Regions from separate parts of the Homo sapiens genome. Here region 2 is linked to region 1. Evidence: read pairs that join two places in POLR2A ChIA-PET (ENCODE). Cell type or tissue: Caco-2. All regions are shown on one strand. Links, peaks and the distances in the headings refer to the core of each region. The heading gives the core; the rest is flanking DNA.

The links. ChIA-PET counts read pairs that join two places held together with the same protein. Peaks named below come from ENCODE experiments on the same cell type or tissue, not always from the same donor. Only the 100,000 strongest peaks of a DNase experiment are listed, where the experiment ranks them.
Region 2: POLR2A ChIA-PET joins it to region 1 with 13 read pairs; 2 of 35 experiments call an interaction of 5 or more read pairs at or near these places.

The regions. Positions count from the first base shown.
Region 1 is chr11:73,068,016-73,081,072 of GRCh38, forward strand. The region is part of intron 3 of FCHSD2 (FCH and double SH3 domains 2); the gene reads right to left. Among named protein-coding and RNA genes, the nearest start is that of FCHSD2, 68 kb to the right of the region's middle. In Caco-2, for the core only: no CTCF peak of the experiment used is centred there; no DNase peak of the experiment used is centred there.
Region 2 is chr11:72,992,398-73,005,454 of GRCh38, forward strand. It overlaps FCHSD2 (FCH and double SH3 domains 2), which reads right to left. Exons shown (of 20, transcript NM_014824.3): 5 at 8,593-8,737. Among named protein-coding and RNA genes, the nearest start is that of FCHSD2, 140 kb to the right of the region's middle. In Caco-2, for the core only: no CTCF peak of the experiment used is centred there; a DNase peak (open chromatin) is centred at 7,184.

The DNA of each region.
Region 1 (13,057 bases), core at 2,516-10,515:
GTTTCCCCTTATAAAACCATCAGATCTCGTGAGACTTATTCACTACCACGAGAACAGTATGGAAGAAACTGCCCCCATGATTCAGTTAACTCCCACCAGGTCCCTCGCACAACACATGGGAATTATGGGAACTACAATTCAAGATGAGATTTGGGTGGGGGCACAGGCAAACCATATCAGTACCCCAAATAAATGAAGAAATAATTTCTTCTTTAAAAATATGCCATTATGTGCATGTTCTCGCTTGTGAGTGGGAGCTGATCAATGAGAACACATGGTGGGGGAACAACACACACTGAACACCTGTGCGGTGGGTGGTGGAGGGAGGGTGGGGTAGGGTGGGGTTGGGGGGGCGGAGAGAGAGCATCAGGAAGAATAACTAATGGATGCTGAGCTTAATACCTGGATGATCTGTACAGTAAACCACCATGGCACACAAAATTTACCTATGTAACAAACCTGCACATCTTGCATATATACTCCTGAAGTTAAAAAAAAGTTGAGAAAAAAAAAGTTATTATGAAAACACAAGGTGAACTAAAATTAGATTCCTTTATATATTTTTGGTTTAAAGTTTTATCAGTTTTTATACAGTTAACAAAATTAACAATTGGAACACACATTTGGTACAGATGAAGTTAATTATACATAAAACTCTTTATAAAGACTTCAGGCCAGGTGCACTGGCTCATGTCTGTAATCCCAACACTTTGGGAGGCCGAGGCAAGAGGACTGCTTGAGCCCAGGAGTTCAAAACCAGCCTGGGCAACATAGTGAGACCTCATCTCTACAAAAAGTAAAAAAAAAAAAAAAAAAAGAAAAAGAAAAAAAAATTAAAAAAACAAAAAAATCAGCCAGGTGTGGTGGCATGTGCCTGTAGTCCCAGCTACTTGGGAGGCTGAGGTAGGAGGATGGCTTAAGTAAAGAAGGTCGAGGCTGCAGTGAGTCATGACTTCGCCACTGCACTCTAGCCTGATGACAGAGCAAAACCATCTCCAAAAAACAAAAAAAAAGGCCAGGAATGGTGGCTCATGCCTGTAATCCCAGAACTTTAGGAAGCCAAGGTGGGCTAATCACCTGAGGTCAGGAGTTTGAGACCAGTCTGGCCAAAATGGTGAAACCCCATCTCTACTAAAAGTACAAAAATTAGCCAGGCGTGGTGGCATGCACCTGTAGTCCCAGCCACTCGGGAGGCTGAGGCAGGAAAATCACTTGAACCATGGAGGCAGAGGTTGCTGTGAGCAGAGATCACACCACTGCACTCCAGCCTGGGTGACAGAGCAAAACTCTGTCTCAAAAAAAAAAAAAAAAAAAAAAGACTACAAAATAACTATCCAAAGAGAAATTTAAAAATCATTTCTAATTTTAAAAGAATAAGAAATTACAAAAACACACAGAACTGAAAAAAAACTGGTATAAGAACATATATACATACATACATATATACACACATCTCTAAAAAGAACCAAAAATCCTAGAAAGAATATGATCACTAACAAAGCAATGGATAAGATAAAACCCTCAAATAGACACAGTTAAATAGACAATTGGTGAGTTGGAAGTTCAAACTGGTTAATTCATCCAGAACATAGCACAAAGAGCAAAGAATTAAAAATATGTGAAAAAACCAAGAGACATGGAAAATAGATTAAGAGGATCCAAGATACAACAATTAAAACTTTAAAAAGAGATAGATACAAATAATGTTGAAGAAGCAATATTTACAGAAATGACTAAATTCTTTCCAGAATTGAAGAAAAGCAAGAGACCCAGGTTAACAAATAACAAATGACTCTGGGTACCAGCAAGGCAAATAAAACATCTAGATTCATAAATGATACATTGGTCTCATTCCACAAAGAATCTAAATCACTTATCAGATTATATATAAAACAATAACTAAATATGTAAAAAAACAGAGTCACAGAAAATTACATGAAGTAATAGATCAAGACCAGGTAGAAAGTTAGAATGCACATACATGGGCTTGAATTTTCAACTGAATTTCCAGGTGGCGAAAGTAAAAAGGGAAACTTATCAGTCACAAGAACTTCTGGCAAAAGTAAAAAAGGAAACTTATCAGTAACAAGAATTTCATTGTCCCAAGAAGAAAATATAGGGTAAACAAAGATGTTCCTAGCCTTCATATAATGGTCTATTAATGACATGGAAAGCAATCTCCAGAACAATATCCCTATAAGTGTAGTCTATTTCATAAGGCTATTTCTAACAAGCCTCTTATATGGCATAGGCCCTGTCTGCTCCTCAGCTTCATCTCATACCACTCTGTTTTACTGATAACATTCCAGCACTAAACAGCCTATATATCCCAACCTTCTCTTGACATCCCTAGAACCTAGCATCACGCCAGTCGTAAAGTAGATACTTGATAAATGTCAGGGTTTTTTATTTTTATTTTTATTTTTGAGATACAGTCTCGTTCTGTCGCCCAGGCTGGAGTGCAGTGGCACGACCTTGGCTCACTGCAACCTCCACCTCCCGGGTTCAAGCGATTCTCCTGCCTCAGCCTCCTGAGTAGCTGGTATTACAGGCGCCTGCCACCATGTCTGGCTAATTTTTTTGTATTTTTAGTAGAGATGGGGTTTCACCATGCTGGCCAGGCTGGTCTCGAACTCCTGGCCTCAAGTGATCTGCCCACCTTGGCCTCCCAAAGTGCTGGTATTACAGGCGTGAGCCACCATACCCGGCCTAAATGTCAAATTAAAAAAAAAAAAGAAATTGAACAAGTTATTAAGTGAATGGTGACCTTAGAGCGTCACCATTCACTTAATAACTAACCAACACCTCAGTGGTTAGTTAAGTGAGGTTTAAGCATACCTCAGTAAAAGCAGTCTGCTGGAAGTGAAATAATGTGGTCTGAAAACTAAGAATTTAGTTTGATTCAGAAGTAAAACCTAGAACAATTAAAGCAGAAGTTGCAAACTGGCATCCTTCAGATGGGAAGGGCCTTTACACATGTTTTATTTGTCCAATTCCACAAGCAATTGGAAACATTAAACAAAATCTTTTAAGGAGAAAAATGTTTTCCATAAATGCCTCCTACAATATTACTAAAAGATGGTCTACCAATTATTTTACAAGAACACTTTTGGAAGACACAGTCTCTTCCATTCTGGAGCTGCTCTAACTAGCTAATACCTTCTGTCATCCTGATCTCTCTACTCCCTCTTCCTAGTTTTGCACTTCAGAGTTACAAAAACTAGTCAAATTCAATTCACGTGCATACACATGAAATCTATAATGGAGGCTGTTGAAAATAATGCAGCTTCTTTGACCATTTTCCCAAAAAGCATGATTTCCAACCCCACCACCAACTTTGGTCATCTTTTGGATGCACCTCAGACTGCCAATGTCTCTCTTAAAATGTGTCCAGGACTGGGCGCAGTGGCTCACGCCTGTAATCCCAGCACCTTGAGAGGTCGAGGCGGGCAGATCACGAGGTCAGGAGATTGAGACCATCCTGGCCAACATGGTGAAACCCTGTTTCTACTAAAAATACAAAAAAAAAAAAAAAATTAGCTGGGCATGGTGGTGTGTGCCCGTAGTCCCAACTACTCGGGGGGCTGAGGCAGGAGAATCGCTTGAACCTGAGAGGCAGAGGCTGCAGTGAGCCGAGATCATGTCACTGCACTCCAGCCTGGCGACAGAATGAGACTCCATCTCAACAAAAAGACAAAAAAAAGTGTCCAGTAGTAGATTATTTGAAGGGAGGGAAATGGACAGAGTGAAACACAGGTTTCTTGTCTTGGTGTCCACAATTATAAAATGGGAATAACAGTAACTACTGTATCCCTCAAAGGTTATAGGGAAAACATAAATGAGTTAATCTATGTAAAGTGCTTAGAACAGTGCCTGACACATGATCTTAATATATGTTCTTTAACCCAAAATACAGAGAAAGAGTCCACAGCATAAACTGATATAGAGAGGTTAAGACAGAGGTGCCTATAAAAAATCTTATTTTTTGATCAGCGGTCAGGGCAGGGGACTCAAACTCAACCAGTGGGACCAGGTAAACAACAAATGAGTGAAGACATACGCAGACCACTATGTCCTGTATAAAAGGAGCCAAAATAAAAACGGGCATGTTCACACACAAAAGGTTCAAAATCACAGATCTAGTATGAATTCTCCCCTCTCTCCACTCTGTTTTATCCTGGCCTAACCACTAAATTAATTAATAGAAACAGAAGGTTTGGGGAGGAAAATAATGGGGATCAGCATCAACAATGATTTCCTCTCAACACCTTTACGAGATGTGCTACCGAATAGCCATGAAAAAGTGAAACTTACTAGCAAATCTATGTCCCCAAGAGTACTAACATTTAATTATAGCCACCATTTCTTTAATGAAGTTTAAAAACTTAATTAAATTTTTAATGAAGTTTTTTAAAACTTCCTTTAATGAAGTTTTTAAAAACTTAAAAATCAAACTGTACCAACTATTTCAGGAGAGGACTCCATCTGCTCTTCCTTCTATATGAATTTCTAAACACTGTTATAAGATAAGGAAAAATGAAATAAAAATAAACAGTAAGATTTTAAAAAGTAATTTACAAAACAGGACACAGAAAATAATACTCAATTTTGCCCTGGTGGACGTCCTATTGTGATAGTTATCCTGTCTCCTTATTTGTTCTATAGGACAAGATTGGCAGAAAGAAAAGCTCCAAATATATTCACCATTAATCTCTAATAGCATTAGACAGAAAAGTAACCACACACCGCTAAATTAAGCTACATTTTTAAGTTTCTATGCAGATGAAATTCACCAAAAAAGAACCCCCACCACATGCACATAACACTAACTTCTTGTATAGTATGCCCAAGTCTTCATAATTTTATTTCTTAAAAGAGTAAAAATAGCAAAAAATTTTAGGTGCAACAGTATAAATACCACAGGGTATTTGCCAACATGTCTGTGTTTACTCTGTGTTTGTCTTTAAGCAAGGAGCCGCCCTTAAAGTCCACAATGTTTTCCTGCTCCTTCTCTCCAGCCACAGTAACCTTCTGTATCCTTCCTTCACTAGCAGCATTCTGCCAAAGACTACAGGAAGTACTTTAATACACAGCACTTGCCTGTAGCAATTTCAGTTTGAGTACTGCAAATGATTTTACCAACACCTCAGTGGTTAGCTAATTGCAGTCAGAAGCTAGACTTGATTGTTCCCTAATATTTAATGTTGCTCAGTTATTCTTACATGACTTCTGTTTTCACAGATACATTTGTCATTTGTAGAAACAGATATGCAATACATCTGTTACTTCTGGAGAATTACAAAGTGAACTTCACAAACCATACTTAAAAATAAAACATTAATACTCTTGTAGGAAACTGAAACTACCAAGCAACTTGAAAAAGTTCACTGCTTGAATTCCTCCAATTATATAAGCAAGGTTTTGCAATATTATTTTCTTTCTTTCTTCTAACATCGCCCTAAAGAGGTAATACAAGTTTACTTTGCATGTGCTTGAGATAAAATTTTCCAAATTGCTGTCATACGATCAATCCCACTTGAATTAATTTCCTTCACAATATTTTTCTTTTAGGATGGCTCACCTGTATGCTCTGTAAACCTCACAAACGCTCAATCTTTTTAGTCAATCAATCCTTTGCACAGAGGATAACAATATACATTCCTCGTAATAATTCTATAAAATTATTCTTTTTCTATAAAAGTCATTCTTTTCCAGTTGGCCATAATGCCATATAAGTGGCTTTGAAGAGAAAGAAGTTAATATATTTAACTGGAAGACCACATAAAATCAAATAATAAAAACTGTACATGTGCAAGGATTTTTTTTTCTTTTTTGAGCATTGCTGTAATCACAGTACCTAGAAGACTTGTTAAGATATCAGTTCCCCCTAAATTGACTTAAAGATTCAAACCAAGTCCAATCAAAATATCAGGCAGCATATGGGAGAAATTAACAAACTGATTCTAAAATTTATAAGAAAATATAAAGGGCAATAATAGTATAAGATCTTAAACGAACAGATATCAAGATTTATTGTTATAAAGACAAAGTACTTAAAACAGTGTGATATCGGGAAAAAAATATTTCAAAGATAGGTCAGTTGACTAGAATAAAAAGTCCAGAAACAGACTTACATACACAGTTAACTAATGTGCCACAAAATATCACTTCAATACAGTGCTGGAGTGCAGTCAGGGGGAATAAACTTTTCAATCCATATAGAAAAATAAACTTTTCTATATGGATTTTCAGTTGAGGAAGCACAAAATATGCTTGCAAGACTACATAATATCATAGAATAAAACTCTGTATGTGCAAGGACTTATGTGTGCAAGTATAAAATATGTGCAAGCATATGTGCAAGCATAAAATATGCTTCAACTGAATATCCACATAGAAAATGAAATCCTCACCCCAATACAATATCACATACGAAAATTTACTTCAGAAAGACCATAGAACTAAATGTGAAATATTAAACAATAAAAATTCCAGAACATTGCATAACACACCTCAAGGTGGACTTTAGGATAGCAATATACCCTTAAGTAGGACATAAAGAGAGCACTGAATATAAAAGAAAAAAAATATATTTCCTTAAAATTAAAAACTTGTTTTCATCAAAAGAAACCATTAACAGATAAAAAGCTATCAAACAAAACATTTCCACATGAGATTACAGAGATATCTGTAATACATACATCTGACAAAGGAGTCAAATTTGGAACGTATAAAGAGATAGTAAAACTGGCCAGGCACAGTGGCTCATGCCTGTAATCCCAGCACTTTGGGAGGCTGAGGTAGGAGGATCACTTGAGCTCAGGAGTTCGAGGCTGTAGTGAACTAGGATCACGCCACTGCACTCCAGCCTAGGCGACAGAGTGAGACCCTGTCCCAAGGATGGACGGACAGACAGTGGGGAGGGAGGGAGGCAGGGAAAGAAAGACCATAAATCAATAAGAGAAAAGCCAACAAGAGACTTTAACAGGCACTTAATAACACAAAATATTTAGATGCCCAATCAAGATATGAAAAGTTCCTCTAATTCATTAATCATCAGGAAAGTGCAAATCAAACCCACAATTCTTTACCATCATATATTCACCAGAAAGGCTAAAATGAAAACCACAGACAAAACCAAGTATAGGTGAGGATTTAAAGCAATAACAACTCTCATTCACTGCTCACAGGATTGTAAATTGCAATAATCACCTGAGAAAACCATTTCATGATATTTCCTAAAGCTGAACAACACATAACCTATGACACAACAATTCCATTCCTTAGGTAAATACCCAATAGAACACATTCATATAGTCACCAAAAGATACATATAAGAATGTTCACAGTGGCACCATTCATAATGATTGATTATAGCCACTACAATTGTTATTATCAGAAACAACAGACAATGACAGGTATTTGCTAGGACATTACTAGAACTAGAACCTTCATGCATTGCAAAACGAGAATGCAAACACAATGCAAAGCAGAAATGCAAAATGATACAGTCAATTTGGAAAACAGTTTGATCATTTGTTAAAAAGTTAAACATGGTGGGAGGCCAAGGAGGACGGATCACTTGAGGTCAGGAGTTCGAGACCAGCCTGACCAACATAGCAAAACCCATCTCTACTAAAAATACAAAAATTAGCTGGGAGTGGTGGTGCGTGCCTGTAATCCCAGCTACTCAGGAGACTGACGCATGAGAATTTCTTGAACCCAGGGGGCAGAGTTTGCAGTGAGCCAAGATCATACCACTGACAAGACTGTCTCAAAAGAAAAAAAAAAATCAACAAAGAAAAAATCATTAAACACGGGGGCCAGGCATGGTGGCTCACGCCTGTAATCCCATCACAATGGGAGGCCAACGCAGTCGGATCGCTTGAGTCCAGGAGTTCGAGACCAGCCTGGGCAACGTGGCAAAACCTCATCTCTACTAAAAACACAAAAATTAGCCAGGCATGGTGGTGCACACCTGTAGTCCCAGCTACTTGGGAGTCTGACATAGGAGAATCACCTGAGCCCCCGGGAGGTCGAGGCTGCAGTGAGCCATGATCATACCACTTTATTCCAGCCTGGGCAACAGAGTGAGAACCCATCTCAAAAACAAACAAAAAAATGTTAAACATAAAATCACCAAATGATGTGAAAATTCTACTCTTAGTACATACCCAAGAAATATGAAAACATGTCTAAATAAAGACTAATATGGTTATTAGGCAGCATTATACCTAATAACCAAATTTGAAACATGGGAAAATGGGAAGCAATCTAATGTTCACCAGTTGGTGAATGGATAAACAAAATGTTATATATCTGTGCCAAGAAACACTACTCACCAATAAAAAGGAATAAATTAATGATGCATAGTAAAACATGTAAGAACCTCAAAAATATCTGCTAAGCGAAAGAAGACAGACAAGAAAGGAGACATACCATATGATTACATTTGTATGATACGTCCAGAAGAGGCAATTTTAGAGAGACATAAAGCTGATGGTTACTTTGGGCTCAGGATAAAAGTAGAGACTGACTTCAAACAGCCACAGGAGATGAACTGGAATAATGGCAATGTTCTAAAACTGAATTGTGCTGATTATGGCATAACTTTGTATGTTTGCTAAAAATCATTTAATTACATACTTAAGATTGATGAATCATTAATGGTATGTAAATTAAAAGTATACATAAAAGTATTTTTTAAAGTAACCAGCAAGGGATAGCAGGTGGGAAGCTATAAATGAACAAATTTTGTAATGTATTGATACTACTAGAAGCTGGGTGATAGCTAATAAGAGTTTGTTATGCTAGGCCCGGCGCAGTGCCTCACGCCTGTAATCCCAACACTTTGGGAGGCCAAGATGGGTGGATCACGAGGTCAGGAGATCGAGACCAACCTGGCTAACATGGTGAAACCCCGTCTCTACTAAAAATACAAAAAATTAGCCAGGCATGGTGGCGGGCACCTGTAGTCCCAGCTACTCAGGAGGCTGAGGCAGGAGAATGGCATGAACCCGGGAGGCGGAGCTTACAGTGAGACAAGATTATGCCATTGCACTCCAGCCTGAGACTCTGTCTCAAAAAAAAAAAAAAAAGAAAAAGAAAAAAAAGAAAAAAAAAAGTTTGTTACGCTCATTCGTTCTACTTTCACATATGTTTGAAAACTTTAATAATAATGTTTCTTTAAAAATTAAGAAACCAAACAACCCAATTTAAAAAAAAATCAATAAAATATTTGAACAAACACCTCACCACAGAATATATACAGATGGCAAATAAACACATGAAAATGATGCTTAGCATCATTAGATATTAGGTAAATACAAATTAAAACCACAATAAATACTACTACACATCTATCACAATATCAAAAATTAAGAAGACTATATCTAGTGTTGAGGAAGACATGTAGCACCTAGAACTCACATACACAGCTGGTGGGAACAATCTCCTTGGAATACAGTTTGGCAGTTATTTAAAAAGTTAAAAATGATTCAGCCATTCCATTCCACTTACCCAAGAGGAATGAAACCACTTATCCATACACAAATGTTTATAGCAACTTTATTTATAATACTCAAAAAACAGAAATAACTCACATGTCCATCAACAGGAAAATGGATAAACTGTGGTATATCCATACAATGGAATACTACACAGCAATAAAAAGAAATGAAATACTGATGCACACAACAACATAAACTACAAAATAGTTAATGCTAAATGAAGAAGCCAGCTGGGAGAGAGGGATTATAAGGACACACAGGAAAACTCTGGGGGCTTACAGATGTGTTCATTATCTTGCTTGTGATGCTAGTTTCACAGGTACATACTCATGCCAAAATTTATCAAATTATAAATTGTGTGGCTTATTGTGTATCAACTACATAACAATAAAGCTATTTTTTTAAGTCAGTATAGTAGATTCCTTGAGTAAGAGTGAGGGCAGTAATGGCAGGGAACAAGAGGAATTTCTGGGATGCTGTTAATGTGTTTCTTTACCTGGGTGCTAGTTATATGGATGTGTTTGCCTTGAAAATTCCTGAAGCTACATAATTATGACTTGTACTCTTCTCTGTACGTATATGTCAATTTTTCTAAAGCTTATTAAAAAGAAAATGAGATACTACTATATACTCACCAAAATGTCAGTCTTTTTAATTTTAGAGAATACTAAACTTTAGCAAAGATATGAAGCACCTGGAACTCTCATACATTGCTGGTGAGAATGTCAACTGGTACAGTCACTTTGGAAAACTGGCTGTATCTACTAAAGTAGAACATACCACATGCCCGATGCCCTAGCAGTTCTACCCCCAGACATATACCAAAGAAAGATATGTTCATATGTCCACTTAAAGACACGTATAAAACCTTTGTTTAGAAGCCCTAGTCAAAAGTCATACAAAACAAGAATAGGAATTTTCTCTATCAGTATAAATTGTGATATATTCATTCAGTGGACACAATAAAGAATGAACTACTACTACATGCAACAACATGCATGAAGCTTAAAAGCTGAATACTGAATGAAAGAAATCAGACACAGAAGGGTACATATTCTATGATGCCATTTAAGTTCAAAAATTAGAAATCCAAAAATAACAACTATTCTGATAAAAAAAAAAAAAGTACTGGTTGCCATTGAAAGGTATGAATATTAACTGCTTCTGGGGCCCTGATAATGTTCTTGGGGGATAGGGGATTGTTCTTTTTTAGAGACAAGGTCTCACTCTGTCACCAAGTCTGAAGCACAGTGGTGCGATCACAGCTCACTGCAGCCTTGAAATCCTGGACTCACGTGATTCTCCTGCTTCAGTCTCCAAGTAGTTACGACTAGAGGCATGCGTCACCTCGCCTGGCTAATTTTTTTTTATTTTTTATAGAGATGGGGCCTCATTATGTTGTCAGGCCGGTCTGAAACTCCTGATCTAAAGTGATCAATATGATCTGGCCTCACCAAGTGTTGGGATTACAGGCGTGCGCTACCGCACCTGGCCTGCTGGTAATGTTCTATACCTTAATCTGGATAATAGTTTACATGAGTGTGTTCACAAAAATTTATCAAACAGTGTACTAAGGACTTGTCCATCTTACTATAAATAGGCTATATTTCAACTTTTTAAAATGTATTCCCCAAAATTTCAAGTCTACACTAAGCCAAAAGAGTTAAGAGAAATAATTTTTTTTTTTTTTTTGAGACAGTCTTGCTCTGTTGCCCAGGCTGGAGTGTGGTGGCCTGATCTTGGCTCCCTGAAACCTCTGCCTTCTGGTTTCAAGTGATTCTCCTGCCTCAGCCTCCTGAGTAGCTGGGATTACAGGTACCCGCCACGACGCCTGGCTAATTTTTTTTGTATTTTTAGTAGAGACGGGGTTTCACCATGTTGGTCAGGCTGGTCTCGAACTCCTGATGTCGTGATCCGCCCGCTTCAGCCTCCCAAAGTGCTGGGATTACAGGCATGAGCCACTTTGCCTGGCCTAGAAGTAAATAATTTAAATAATGCAACTGTCCTCTCTGACCACATCCTGTCCCCATACAGGAAATGCAAATAAGCCTGAAATAATCAATGCATACTGGCAAAATCTATAGAAAGAATATGCTAATTATTTCAGAGGTTTCTCTACTATTGACAAGAAGTAAAAACAATGTTTACACAATCAAAAAGAGAGGATAGAAATATCTTTGTCTATATACTCAGAAAATAAGTTGAAAATTAATTGGGAGAACATTAAAGAGTAAGAAGAACTCAGAAGGATCATCTAAAGGGCAAATGTGATAAGTAACAGAAACAGGCAGTAAACTGGCTCTCTATAAATGGGCTCGATTTTCCCAAGCAGAGACACACTGGAGTATTTTAATTTCTGCATATGATTACTTTATAAAAATTTTAAAAATGCATTATTAGATACGTTACATAGTTTACATACATTATTATATAGGATTGTATAAACAAAACTAGTTATAATCTATTTGAGAGACATTTAAAGAAATTTTTCAGCCAGGCGCGGTAGCTCATGCCTCTAATCCCCAGTGCTTTGAGAGGCTGAGACAGGAGAATTACTTGAACCCAGGAGTTCGAGACCAGCCTGGGCAACATAGTAAGACCCTGTCCCTACAAAATAAAAATACTAGACGGGTATGGTGGCATGCACCTGTAGTCCCAGCCACTCAGTAGGCTGAGGCAGAAGGATCACATGATCCCAGGAGTTCAAGATTACACTAAGCTATGATTGTGCCACTGCAATCCAGTCTGGGTGATAGAGCAAGACCCTGTCTCAAAAAAAAAAAAAAAAAAAAAAAGAAAGAAAGAAAAGAAATTTTTCAAGGGTAAATTTGACTTTAACTTTGACCACTCTGTAAAATGTAATTCCACTGTACCTGCATACATTCATATTTACACACAGATACACAGCATAAATATCTATGTGCATATATGTATTTAACAAAAAAAAGACCAAGTTTAAATATATCATTTAGAGTTACAAAAGTAACAAAGGTACTAAAGTAGTGCCACAATTATATTGAAAAGAGTAGGCTGGAGAGGAATGGCTTAGTAAGTTTCTCATTTATTATAGGTAATCAAGTGATAATGTCTAGAATTGACAAAGAGTGAGTTATAAGCATATTATTTAAAGATATAGAGGCTGGGCATGGTGGCTCACACCTGTAATCTCAGCACTTTCGGAGGCTGAGGTGGGCGGATGATCTGAGGTCAGCAGTTCAAAACCAGCCTGGACAACATTGTGAAACCCCATCTCTACTAAAAAGACAAAAATTAGCCAGGTGTGATGGCAGGCACCTGTAATCCCAGCTACTCAGGAAGCTGAGGCAGGAGAATCACTTGAACCCAGGAGGCGGAAGTTGCAGTGAGCCAAGACTGTACTACTGCACTCTAGTTTTTCCTGGGTGACAGAGCAAGACTCTGTCTCAAAAAAACAACAAAAATAAAATAAAATAAAATAAAATAAAGAAATAGAAATAATCACCAGGAGAACCAAAGTAGACATCCACTTTTAATCTTTGTGGAAAAAGACTGGGATTGGAGCAGAGGAC
Region 2 (13,057 bases), core at 3,063-11,062, 75 kb before region 1:
ATTGGAAAAGACTAAAGTTCATATGGAACCAAAAAAGAGCCCGCATTGCCAAGTCAATCCTAAGCCAAAAGAACAAAGCTGCAGGCATCACACTACCTGACTTCAAACTATACTACAAGGCTACGGTAACCAAAACAGCATGGTACTGGTACCAAAACAGAGATATAGACCAATGGAACCGAACAGAGCCCTCAGAAATAATGCCACATATCTACAACTATCTGATCTTTGACAAACCTGACAAAAACAAGAAATGGGGAAACGATTCCCTATTTAATAAATGGTGCTGGGAATACTGGCTAGCCATATGTAGAAAGCTGAAACTGGATCCCTTCCTTACACCTTATACAAAAATTAATTCAAGATGGATTAAAGACTTAAATGTTAGACCTAAAACCATAAAAACCCTAGAAGAAAAGCTAGGCAATACCATTCAGGACACAGGCATAGGCAAGGACTTCATGTCTAAAACACGAAAAGCAATGGCAACAAAAGCCAAAATTGACAAATAGGATCTAATTAAACTAAAGAGCTTCTGCACAGCAAAAGGAACTACCATCAGAGTGAACAGGCAACCTACAGAATGGGAGAACATTTTTGCAATCTACTCATCTGACAAAGGGCTAATAACCAGAATCTACAATGAACTCAAACAAATTTACAAGAAAAAAACAAACAACCCCATCAAAAAGTGGGCAAAGGATATGAACAGACACTTCTCAAAAGAAGACATTTATGCAGCCAACAGACACATGAAAAAATGCTCATCATCACTGGCCATCAGAGAAATGCAAATCAAAACCACAATGAGATACCATCTCACACCAGTTAGAATGGCGATCATTAGAAAGTCAGGAAACAACAGGTGCTGGAGAGGATGTGGAGAAATAGGAACACTTTTACACTGTTGGTGGGAATGTAAACTAGTTCAACCATTGTGGAAGTCAGTGTGGCGATTCCTCAGGGATCTAGAACTAGAAATACCATTTGACCCAGCCATCCCATTACTGGGTATATACCCAAAGGATTATAAATCATGCTGCTATAGAGACACATGCACACATATGTTTATTGTGGCACTATTCACAATAGGAAAGACTTGGAACCAACCCAAATGTCCAACAATGATAGACTGGATTAAGAAAATGTGGCACATATACACCATGGAATACTATGCAGCCATAAAAATGATGAGTTCATGTCCTTTGTAGGGACATGGATGAAGCTGGAAACCATCATTCTCAGCAGACTATCGCAAGGACAAAAAACCAAACACCGCATGTTCTCACTCATAGGTGGGAATTGAACAATGAGAACACATGGACACAGGAAGGGGAACATCACACACTGGGGCCTGTTGTGGGGTGAGGGGAGGGGGGAGGGATAGCATTTGGAGATATACCTAATGTTAAATGACGAGTTACTGGGTGCAGCACACCAACATGGCACTGTATACATATGTAACTAACCTGCACGTTGTGCACATGTACCCTAAAACTTAAAGTATAATAAAAATAAATAAATAAATAAATATCGGATAGAAAAGCCAGGCTTTGGGCTTCTGTGAGTACGGTGTATCCGGACATGTCCCTTACAGGGACACTGGAAGCTCTGTCTATAGAGTTGTTGTAAAAAATTTTAGTCTCCTTTAGGGGCTAAAGCTGGCTCTGCAAATGTGTCTCACTCCCTTGTCCTAGACCTGTCACTTGGAGGACCAAACAGAATAACTGGTCAGCTATGTGGACCGAGACATACAATAGTGGGAGAATTATTTCCATTAATGCTAGATGCTTCCCTACTGGCAAATTGTGTTTCCTGTACTCTGTCCTTCTCAGTAAACCTCTTGTCAGGTGTGGCCTATGAGAGCCAAGGGAGTCTGAATGCTTATTACTTCTAAAAAGACCCCTTGTGGGCACTGCACAGGTGCTATGTTTCGTACTTTACAGGTATTATCACATTTAGTCCTTGAAACGACTCTATGAAAAAGGTAGTAGTAGTAGTAGCAGCAGCAGCAGTAGTAGTAGTAGCAGTGATCCCATTAAGATGAGAAAATAGACTCAGATGTTAAATAATTTACTCTGAGTCACACGGCAAGGATGTGATGATACCATTTACTATGGAACCCATTAAAGTGTGTACCCTAGTTCTGTGATGACCATGTTTTAAGATATAGTGTAAACTCACGGTGAAACCCCGTCTCTACTAAAAATACAAAAAAATTAGCTGGGTGTGGTGGTGGGCGCCTGTAGTCCCAGCTACTCGGGAGGCTGAGGCAGGAGAATGGCTTGAACCCAGGAGGTAGAGCTTGCAGTGAGCCGAGATCATGCCACTGCACTCCAGCCTGGGTGACAGAGCGAGACTCCATCTCAAAAAACAAAACAAAAAAAAGATATAGTGCAAACTGTATCTTATAGATGTAGTTTATCTTAAAAGCTTTTAAAAAATTGACATATAATTCACATACAACAAAATTCACCTTTTTAAAGTATACAATTCAGTGGTGACAAGGTTGTTCAACCATTACTCTGCTTGAATTCCAAAACATTTTCCTACCCCAAAAAGAAACTCTGTATCCATTAGCTGTCACTCCCCATTTCTCCCCACTTCCAACAACAATTAATCTATTTTTGTCTCTATGGAGTTCCTTTTTGGGATATTTAGTACAAATGGAATCAAATAATATGTGGCCTTATGTTTCTCACTTCTTTCACTTATCAAAACATTTTTAGGGTTCATTCAAGTTGTAGCAGGTGTCAGTACTTCATTCCTTTTTATCGCCGAATAGTATTTTGTTACATATAAACTAAAAGTAAGCTTTTATCTTGCAGAACGAAAAGCTGTTTTCCCCCTAAATTGTAATAGTACTTATCAAATACAAAGTTTTTGTTTAATAAATGACAAGATGACAACCTGACACTCCCATAAAGAAGTGCTAAACATTCTAATAATGCTGTGTTTGCAGGTGTGAAGAGCTAAAAGCAGGCTCCATGGCTACAATTTTGATATTAAGAACCAAAAACTGGGCCAGGTGCGGTGGCTCACACCTGTAATCTTAGCACTTTGGGAGGCTGAGGCGGCCAGATATCTTGAGCCCTGGAGTTCGAGACCACCCTGGGCAACATGGTGAAACCTCATCTCTAAAAAAAAAGTACAAAAATCAGCCAGGTGTGGTGGCAAGCACCTGTAGTCCCAACTACTTGGGAGGCTGGGGTGGAAGGATCACTTGAGCCCAAGAGGTTGAGGCCACAGTGAGCCGTGTTCATGCCACTGCACTCTAGCAGGGGTGACAGAGCAGAGAAAAATTCTGTCTCAAAAAAAAAAAAAAAAGGAAGAAGTTAAAAGTATAGTCTCTGAGTATGACAGAGACACAATAATAAACTTGCTAATAACTTGAATATAAGAATACAAATAAAAGTAACCTGGGCCAACACATCGAAGTCCTACAAATGATTAGGTTCTCTAACCCAGTAATAATGCCCTAGAAATTTATCCTAAGAAAAAAATTTAAAAAGTTAATTTTTACTGTAGACTTAAGGGTAATGTCCAAACCCAGTTGTATAATTAAAGAAAGCAGAATGGAAAATTCACAAAATAATAAAAAATAATAAACATAAAGGTTATGTAGAAACATGAACAATTAATTAGGAAATTGGGAGAATGAGGATAAAAGGAGCAAGATAAAAGGAGTAAGAGAATTAAGTAGTCTACTATGGTGAAGGCATTTACATGTATTTTTCTATAAACCTGTTTCAATATTAAGCTTTGTTTTAAAAGCATTGTACAGGATTTGGAATTAGGAAGTAGTAGTATATTCAAGTTCCCACTCTGTTATTTACTACCTAAGTCTCTTTAACATTTTTAGCTTTAGTTTTATCATTTGTAAAATAATAATACTTAAATACTATCAGGGTTGTGTAAAAATCAAATGTGACTATAATGGATATGGCAGCAGTTTGCAAACTCTAAAGTGTTATACAAATGTGAACCACAATATTTCAAGGATGGTAAGTAAACTCTAGTATAAATGTGAAAGATACGGACAAAAGTATGGTTAAGTAAACATAAGAATGGCAAAAAGCCTTAAGTTATTGTAGCTCTCATTCTAATTTTTAAGCAAATGTCAGCATACAGAAAATAATTTTGAAAAATGTAATAATTCTCATAATCCTCATTATAAACTGGGGCTCTGCATAATTGTAATACAATTGTGTTTATCTTCCAAGCATTATAAAAGAAAATAGTCAAATTAGAGAAAATCTTTAAAAAAACATGAACTTTAAAATGTTGTAGAGGAAAAATTTTAAGTCAGATTGGTTCTGATCATGACAGAACAACTTGGATCAGACTACCTTTCTCTAGACTGGAAAGTGTAAAAGTTGAACAAAATACATTTTTAAAAAACTGCCAGCATTAAAGACCACCACCACACACTGGACTTAAAGGACTAAGACACCCAGGAAAAGAGGAATACACCAAGGTAAGTCTTAAATTCAACTTAATGTTTTTCCTTAGGGCATTTGTTGAATCATGGTATAAAGAAATAGGACAGAAACAGAAAGTGGCATTTTTACGAGACTGGGGAGACAGAGGTTGGAGTTTAGGGATGCCAAAAGAACAGGAACTTGAGAGGTAAGGGTCTAGAAAGAGGGGTACTGCAGAAAAGCAAGTCCAAAAATCTGTATGCAATTTCCCCTTGGGTTAACAGATGACTTCTAAAAAGCAGGTGTTGGGTAAAATGCCAAGAAATCCAGTAGAGAACTATAGCCGAGAGGCCAAAGAGTGAGCAGAGATCAGAGCATCAGAGCAGCTACACGATGTTGAGAAGACAAAGGTTAGAGTTCAAGTCTTGTCAAATTAGAAGGGTCTTGGTAAGCACCCTATATTTTCAGTTAAAACTCTAGGAGTAAGTGAAACAGAATAGCCCTAAAAAGCCTAAAACCAGAGATCCTAACAGAATCAAGGTGATCTAATAGCATTCTATCCACTTGCCAGAAGAAAGCTTAACCCTCTTTGGAAATAACATCTTCCCAGAGCCTCTACAGTTTTTATCCACAATGTCCAATATTGTGAGTCATAATCAAACAGAAGACCCAAATAACCAAAAATCAAGAAAAACCGCAGGCGGTTAAAAGAGACCTACAGTAATTCAGATAGTGAAATTATATAATAGAGATCAGTAGTAACATGTTTAAGAGGATAAAGGAAAAACATGGAGAACTGTACCAGAAATATGGAATGTAGTATTTAAAAGTCAAATAAAAATCCTGGAACTGAAAAGTACATTAAGATTCCAAAATATGAGGTTTTCTTTGTTTTGTTTTGAGAAAGGGTCTCCCTCTGTCATCCAGGCTGGAGTGCAGTGGCACGATCTCGACTTCCTGCAATCTCTACCTCCTGTGCTCAAGTGATCCTCCTGCCTCAACCTCCCAAGTAGCTGGGACTGCAGGCATGAACCACCACACCTGGCTAATTTTTACATTTTTTGTAGAGACGGGATTTCACCATGTTGGCCAGGCTGATCTTGGACTGAAATGATCTTTCCACCTTGGCCTCCCAAAGTGCTGAAATTACAGGTGTGAACTACCACTCCCGTCCCCAAAAGATGAGTTTTTAAAGCAGATTCAAAATAGTAGAACAGTATATTAATAAACTTGTTAAATATTCAGATTGAAGTACACAGAGAAAAAAGGGTGGAAAACAAAATGCTGAAAAAGTAGAAAAGACATGAACAGAGTCAAAAGGTCTAACAGCCAAAAAGTCATAAATGAGAGTTAAATGGAATTATCTTGCTAGAAGATTTTTATATTGTTCATGAGGTAGTAAAATACTAATTCAAGGTAGATTGTAGTAAGTTAATTTGGACCAGGCGAGGTGGCTCATGCCTGTAATCCCCGCACTTTTGGAGGCTGAGGCAGGCAGATCACTTGAGGTCAGGAGTTCAGGACCAGCCTGGCCAACATGGTGAAACCCTGTCTCTACTAAAAATACAATAAAATTAGCCAGGTGTGGTGGCACACGCCTGTAATCCCAGCCACTCAGGAGACTGGGGTGGGAGGATCACCTGAGCCCAAGAGGCAGAGGTTGCTGTGAGCGAGATCATGCCACTGCACTCCAGCCTGGGTGACAGAGCGAGACTCTGTCTCAAAAAAAAAAAGTTAATTTGGAACAAGGATTGGGGAATAGTAAGATTAATGATTCAAGGTAATGTAATAAGTTAGGGAGGGATATTATAATCTCTAAGGTAATTACTAAAAGAATATAGGATTTAAAAAGTAAGAAGCTAATAGTGGAGGAAAAAATTGATAATAAAAAATATTAGATTGCTTAATATCACCAACCATCAGTGAAATACAGATCAAAGCCACAATAAAATATTAATTACCTCACACCTGTTAGGTGGCTATTATTCTTTAAAAGGATAACAGATGTTGGCAAGGCTGTAGAGAAATTGGAGCCCTTGTGCACTGTTGGTGGGAATGCCAAATGATGCAGCTGCTATGCAAAACAATTCTGGTCATTTGGGAAAATGAAAAATCTGGGATTGCTACCTTTAAGATTTATAAATCTGGCACATTGGGGGTCACCATGTGGAGAGAGTTGTTAGTGAGTGAAGCCATTCAGAAAAGCAGAGCTAATGGATGGAAAGAAAGTCTGAATTCTAATACCATCATTTGAACCCCTAGATCCACCCATGCTTGAAGTCCTTCAATTTTCAGTTATACAAGCAGATACATTCCCTTCTTGGCTTAAAGCAGTTTGAAGGAGGTTTCTTTCATTTGCTATCTCAGAGTCCTGACAGGTATACCCAATATGTACTGAATATTTAACAATTGCTTAGATGTAACATAGATCATCAGCAATAATATAAAACAAGTTAATTCACAGACATGAGCATTTGTTGAATCTTACCAAAGATTCTTTTTTTTTTTTTTTTTTTTTTGAGATAGAGTCTCACTCTGTCACCCAGGCTGGAGGGCAGTGGCACGATCTCAGCTCACTGCAATCTCCACCTCCCGGGTTCAAGCAATTCTCCTGTCTCAGCCTCCCGAGTAGCTGGAACTACAGGTGCACGCCACCACACCTGGCTAATTTTTGTATTTTTAGTAGAGATGGGGTTTCACCATATTGGTCAGGCTGGTCTTGAATTCCTGACCTCAGGTGATCCACCCGGCTTGGCCATCCAAAGTGCTGGGATTACAGGCGTGAGCCACCACACCCGGCCTTATCAAACATTCTTTGCCCAGGAATGTCAGTTAAATTCAGGTCTGAGATTACTTCATCAATGGAAGAGAAAAGCACCAGAGGTAGTTAAACTCTCTAAATATTCTGATATTGAGTAAGGTGGCAGTAATTCAATTAGATCTGATGAATGCACTGGAAATTTGAAATGCAGTATTTCCTCCTGGTTGGGAAGTTATACTAGTATTAATTCTCTGCCCCTACCTTACACCCTCTTTCTGCACAATCAGACACACACACACACACACACAAACACACACACACACACACTTTCTTCCAACTCAAAATCACTGGCCAGTGATCACATAGGTTACTCACTATGTTTGTTTTGAAAGAGATATTTTTTGGCAAAGATAAAACACAGGCATTCTTATACAAATATGTTTAACTGACTAATATTAGGTGAGTGCTCTAAAGAAATTAACATTTTACATAAAGACACATATACATCTAACATATTGATTTCATGCTACTAGAATCATCTTTGGCAAACGGAAAATTGGGGGGTTTTTGGTGGGAAAGGTGTTTGTAAAAATGTTCTGAAAATCCTAATGACAATTAGAATCAAAACACTGGATGGCTTCTAAAATATTATTTCCCGAAATAATTACTTTAATATTTTCTTTCTTTTACTTTAATATTTTCTAAAGTATTAATACTTCCACAAGAAAATTTTAATTACTTATTAGGTATAATGATAATCTCAATTTTTGTAACTCTATTTCCAAAAGAACACAATTCAATCACCTATTTTCAACAGCCAACTTTTCTAAAAAGTCACATTAAGCAATGCCATTTTCCTATGAATTTTTTATTTCTGTGTAATAAAATATGTCCATTTGAAAACATTTACTCATGTGTAACCCATATAATTAAAGTTTAGAGTCCATCAGGTTTTTTAAAGTAAGTTTTTTATGTTTAGTCAAAATGTGTTAATTTCCTTTAAATTATTATACAAAATGGGTCAAGTTGAAAGTAAGACAAATTAATGTAAACTTTTTTCAAGAACTAGTGGGATTAATAACCTTGTAACTATTCTAATACACATCAAACTATACCGATATTGTGAAACTAAGTAGATCTATGTACTTGAATTATGCCGAAAAGCGGTATTACTAAAAAGTATTTACTGAGCTTTTTGAACGTCCATGGATTTGAATTACATTCATTTTTAGCAGTTAATAAAACATAGTACTTAATGAGAACATGTTGAAATCAGAAAATCCTAGTAAAATGTCAACCAGAAACATATGGGACCATATAGTTTTAAATAAAATTTAGCATAACCTTGCAGATTATAAATGTAGCACTGGGATATTAAAATGCATATAAGAACAGAAATAAAAACAATACCCTTTTTAGTTGCTGTTCTTTTAAGCTTCTCACTGTCCTTGCAGGCTCAGAAATGAAGTTTTTATAGTTTTCACATATATTCATCCGAGACTGGGCTACCTGCATTGTTCCCTCGAGAAAAGATTTCCAAACGGGATACATGCTCCTAAATTCAAAGAGGGATAGAAAAGCATTAGGCAGGGAACAGGAAGAAAAAGTTGGCTAACCTTTTGCTCACAGGGCAGCACTGACAGAATAAATGAATGTCTTCTTTAATGTATTTATAATGGCTTATAGGCAATATGTCAGCACACATAACAAGCAACATGGCATATACTCTATTCTTCTTATAGCTCAGCAATAGGGAGTTCTGATTCATTAGTTATTCTTAATAATGGAGTAAAGTGCTACAAGAATTACAAAGCTAACACTATAAAAATTAGTGAATATTTCAGACTCTCCAAGTCTTTTGCTGTCACAGGGCCATAATTATGAATATCAAGTTTTATTACTTCATTAAGTTATTTTCCTAATTTTAGTAATAAGGTAACTGAGGCCCAGAGAGATTTTAGAGTATCACTTTAGGTCATATAAGAAGAAGGTGGCACTACTGAGATACAAGACGAAGATTGGGTACCTGTATATATAGTACATTGTCTTTCAACGACATCATTTTACTCTTATATAAACTGACGCGGCTGGAAAAATATATCATGAACAACTGTTGATGTGCTTGCAAAGTCTATTTTGTCTGACAAAAGAAATCTATAATAGTGTGGCTCTACATCTGTCTCCCTGTTACAACAATGCTTAGCATCACACTGTGCTTTGGATTCATTCCAAGCAAGTGCCATCACCTTTGCTTGATAAATGTGCTCAGCAATCTCAGTCAAGTCAAAGAATTATTAATCCTTTGCTTTTTCTAGCCAACTTCCTCTTCAACCTTCTTTCCTACTTGCTAAATGCCTTAGTCAATTCTAGCATGCTCCTACACTATTTATAAACACAATCGATAATTTATAACAATGGCAATGCTTTATTTTTTAAAATGAGTCCTTAAAGTGAAATTCTGATAGATTATAATATTCATCTCCTGAGATTTCCCTTTTGTGGGAAATCCATATCGATTTTCAACCACAGCAACATGTGGGACTAAATGCTATACAGAATGCTCACTGTGGTCAACAGATGACAGTGTAGAAGCAAGAAAAAGAAAAATTGCCTGGGTCCCTATCTTAGTTAGAAGTAAAGGAAAAAACTTGATAAACTATGGTTTTCAACCATGGAGTCTTACAAATTTGTTCATGTAATATACCAGATGAATCGGTTTAGATGGAAATAGTCATTATTTAGGCAGAGGTGTATCACTATTCCTTTGGAAAGATTCAATGTGTTGCACCAGCAAAAACTGTCAGCATAAAAGCACTGATGAAGTTAAGAGCAGCAAAACGAATGCTCTCCATGGCCTCACTGCATGACAACCAATGGAACTTGCAATGTAAACTCACCACAGGCTCTCCCTCCTAAGCAGTCCCAACAATTGATTTTCTTGAAGAATGTACTGAGAGAAAAATTCAGTACTATGATTTGTAACTATTAATTTATACTTAAAATACATTTTAAAATAATAAAAAAAATGAAAAAGAACCATTATAAATTGTGATAGGAAGAAAGAGAGGAAGGGAGATACCCTTCATCCATGTTCTTCTCTCAGTGTAACACCCTCTTCTCTTTATCCCTTCTCCTAGTTAATAGCTGTTTGCCCTTCCAGTCTCAGTTTAAATGTAACTTCCTTTGGGAAGTCTTTCACCGTCACCACCAAGCCAACCCCCAAACTCAATCAAGTTATTCTTTGTTAGTTGTTCTTGGTTCCAGCACTTTTCTTTTAATTATAAATATTTTAATGTAATTGTTTATTAACATCTGTCCCTCTCACTATAGTGAAAGCTCCATGAAGGCAGGGGTGTATGTCTTGCTATTGCAAGGACCTAGCAAATAAAGAATGGTTACAATAATATATGTTGAAGGAGTAAATAAATGAATGGATGAATGTATTAACTATGAAGACTGTACAATAAAAAGACAAATCCTTTCATTAAAAAGATAGTTTAAAAAGAGACCTTTAGAGTTTAGCAGATTTATAGCAGGGAAACATATCCTGAACACTGATATACCATGAAAAGCACAGAATTCAGTCACCAGTCAGAAGACCTAAGTTCAAGTTCTAGTTTTAACAAAATAATCATAAGTAGCACACTTCACTATACTTTCATTTCCTCAACTGGCAAATGGAGAAATAACAAAAATACCTGCACCACTTACCTCACAGGGCTATTTTAAAAATTAAATGCAAATGATATGAAAATTCATGATACACAGATTCTTTTAAATGAATACATAGTAACAGCAGCAGAATTGTAACAAATAGAAGCACTTCTTGTTAACATAATAGTGGTACTCCCAATGGTAGTGGTGTTTTTCATTCCAATTAAGGAAAAATAATCATAGGTCATAGAGTGATTTTTTTTTTTTTTTTGAGACGGAGTCTTGCTCTGTCGCCCAGGCTGGAGTGCAGTGGCGGGATCTCGGCTCACTGCAAGCTCCACCTCCCGGGTTCACGCCATTCTCCTGCCTCAGCCTCCCAAGTAGCTGGGACTACAGGCGCCCGCCACTACGCCCGGCTAATTTTTTGTATTTTTAGTAGAGACGGGGTTTCACCGTTTTAGCCGGGATGGTCTCGATCTCCTGACCTCGTGATCCGCCCGCCTCGGCCTCCCAAAGTGCTGGGATTACAGGCGTAAAAATTTTATTTCACCAGGTTTCATATGAAGCAATTGTGAAGGATAAGAAAAGTATCAGCCAGCGTGGTGGCTCAAGCCTGTAATCCCAGCACTCTGGGAGGCCAAGGTGGGCAGACTGCCTGAGGTCAGGAGTTCGTGACCAGCCTGGCCAACACGGTGAAATCCCGTCTCTACTGAAAATACAAAAATTAGCCAGGCGTTGTGGCTGGCACCTGTAACCCCACCAGCTACTCAGGAGACTGAGGCAGGAGACTCGCTTGAACTGGAAGGCGGAGGTTGCAGTGAGCCGAGATAGTGCCACTGCACTCCGGCCTGGGCAAGAGAGTAAGACTCCAACTCCAAAAAAAAAAAAAAAAAAAAAAAAAAAGGATATCAAGCATATACGGTACTTTGCCATTCTACATATCACATGGTAAGTACTACGTTATGTATTTTACATTTATCATATCATTTAATCCTCATCGTAATTCTGTAAGATAGGTATTATTCCCATTTTACAGAGGAGAAAATTGAGGCTCAGAAGGTTGTGAAATTTTTCTAAGGCTACTCACCAGGAAATAGCACCTCCATGGTCATAACCTAGATTCTGCCATTACTAATAACTACTGCTTTGCTCCCATCCCAAGTTCAATCTTCTGATTTCTGACTAACACCTCCTGATTCTACTCAAACCCTTTAGAATTCTGACTCTAACAGTTACTCAGTCCTATAAGAACCCACAATCCATTTGGTCCTACCCCCTTTCCATTGTCTCTTGCCCCTCTCATAATCTCCCTTTTCAGTTCATTACCCAGCTTAGGTTTCATGGTCTATCCTTATAATCACTCCCTTATGTATGCCCTTTTTACCCTTGCCTCTTTCTCTTTCCACCTTTATAACCTACAAGCTCCTACCTTGGTTAAATCTAAAACTGTTTACATCACATCAAAGTATATGGCAGAATGTGGCTGGAGAAAAAGATAATTACGTTGCCTGGTAGCATTTTAAATTGATGTCAAATAAATGCTAGTAACCCCTTAGTGCTACCCAGCAAGGGTACTACATTTCCTTAATCCATTCTTCACCCACCCTTCTACACAATTATTTCCCAAGTTCTCTCTTCTCAAACCTCTAATACGACCACACTTTCAGCCAACAGTGGCACTATCAGAAGGCAATGTCCACATGTTCCCACCACATTTGCCAAACTCCTTGTCTCTGCACCCATACATTATGCCAATCCTCCTATTACTTGCACGAACTACCTGTGCTCTGAAGGCCAACTCCTCACATTTACACTATGTTACACAACCTCTCACTCAAGAATATCAATTCAAAAATCTACAATGTCAGTTTTTCCATCTCTACTGGAGCATTCTTATGAGCAAACATGCTATAATATCTCCATTTGAAAAATCTCCATCAAACCTCCATTTCTCACCAGCTGCCACCCTAATGTCTGCTCTCTTTTATAGAAAAACTCCTTGAAAGAATTGTCTAAAATTACTGTTTCTACTTTCTCTCATCTGGGTCTCTCAATTCTATCCAAATCAGACTTTAGTGTCTACCACTCTTCTGAAATTGCTTGCCAAAGTCATCAAAGATCTTCCTATGGCTAGTCCAAATAGTTCAAGTCTTGATTCTATTACTCGACCTATCAGCAACACTGACCTAGTTTATCCTTCTTGAAATGTTTTCTTCACTTG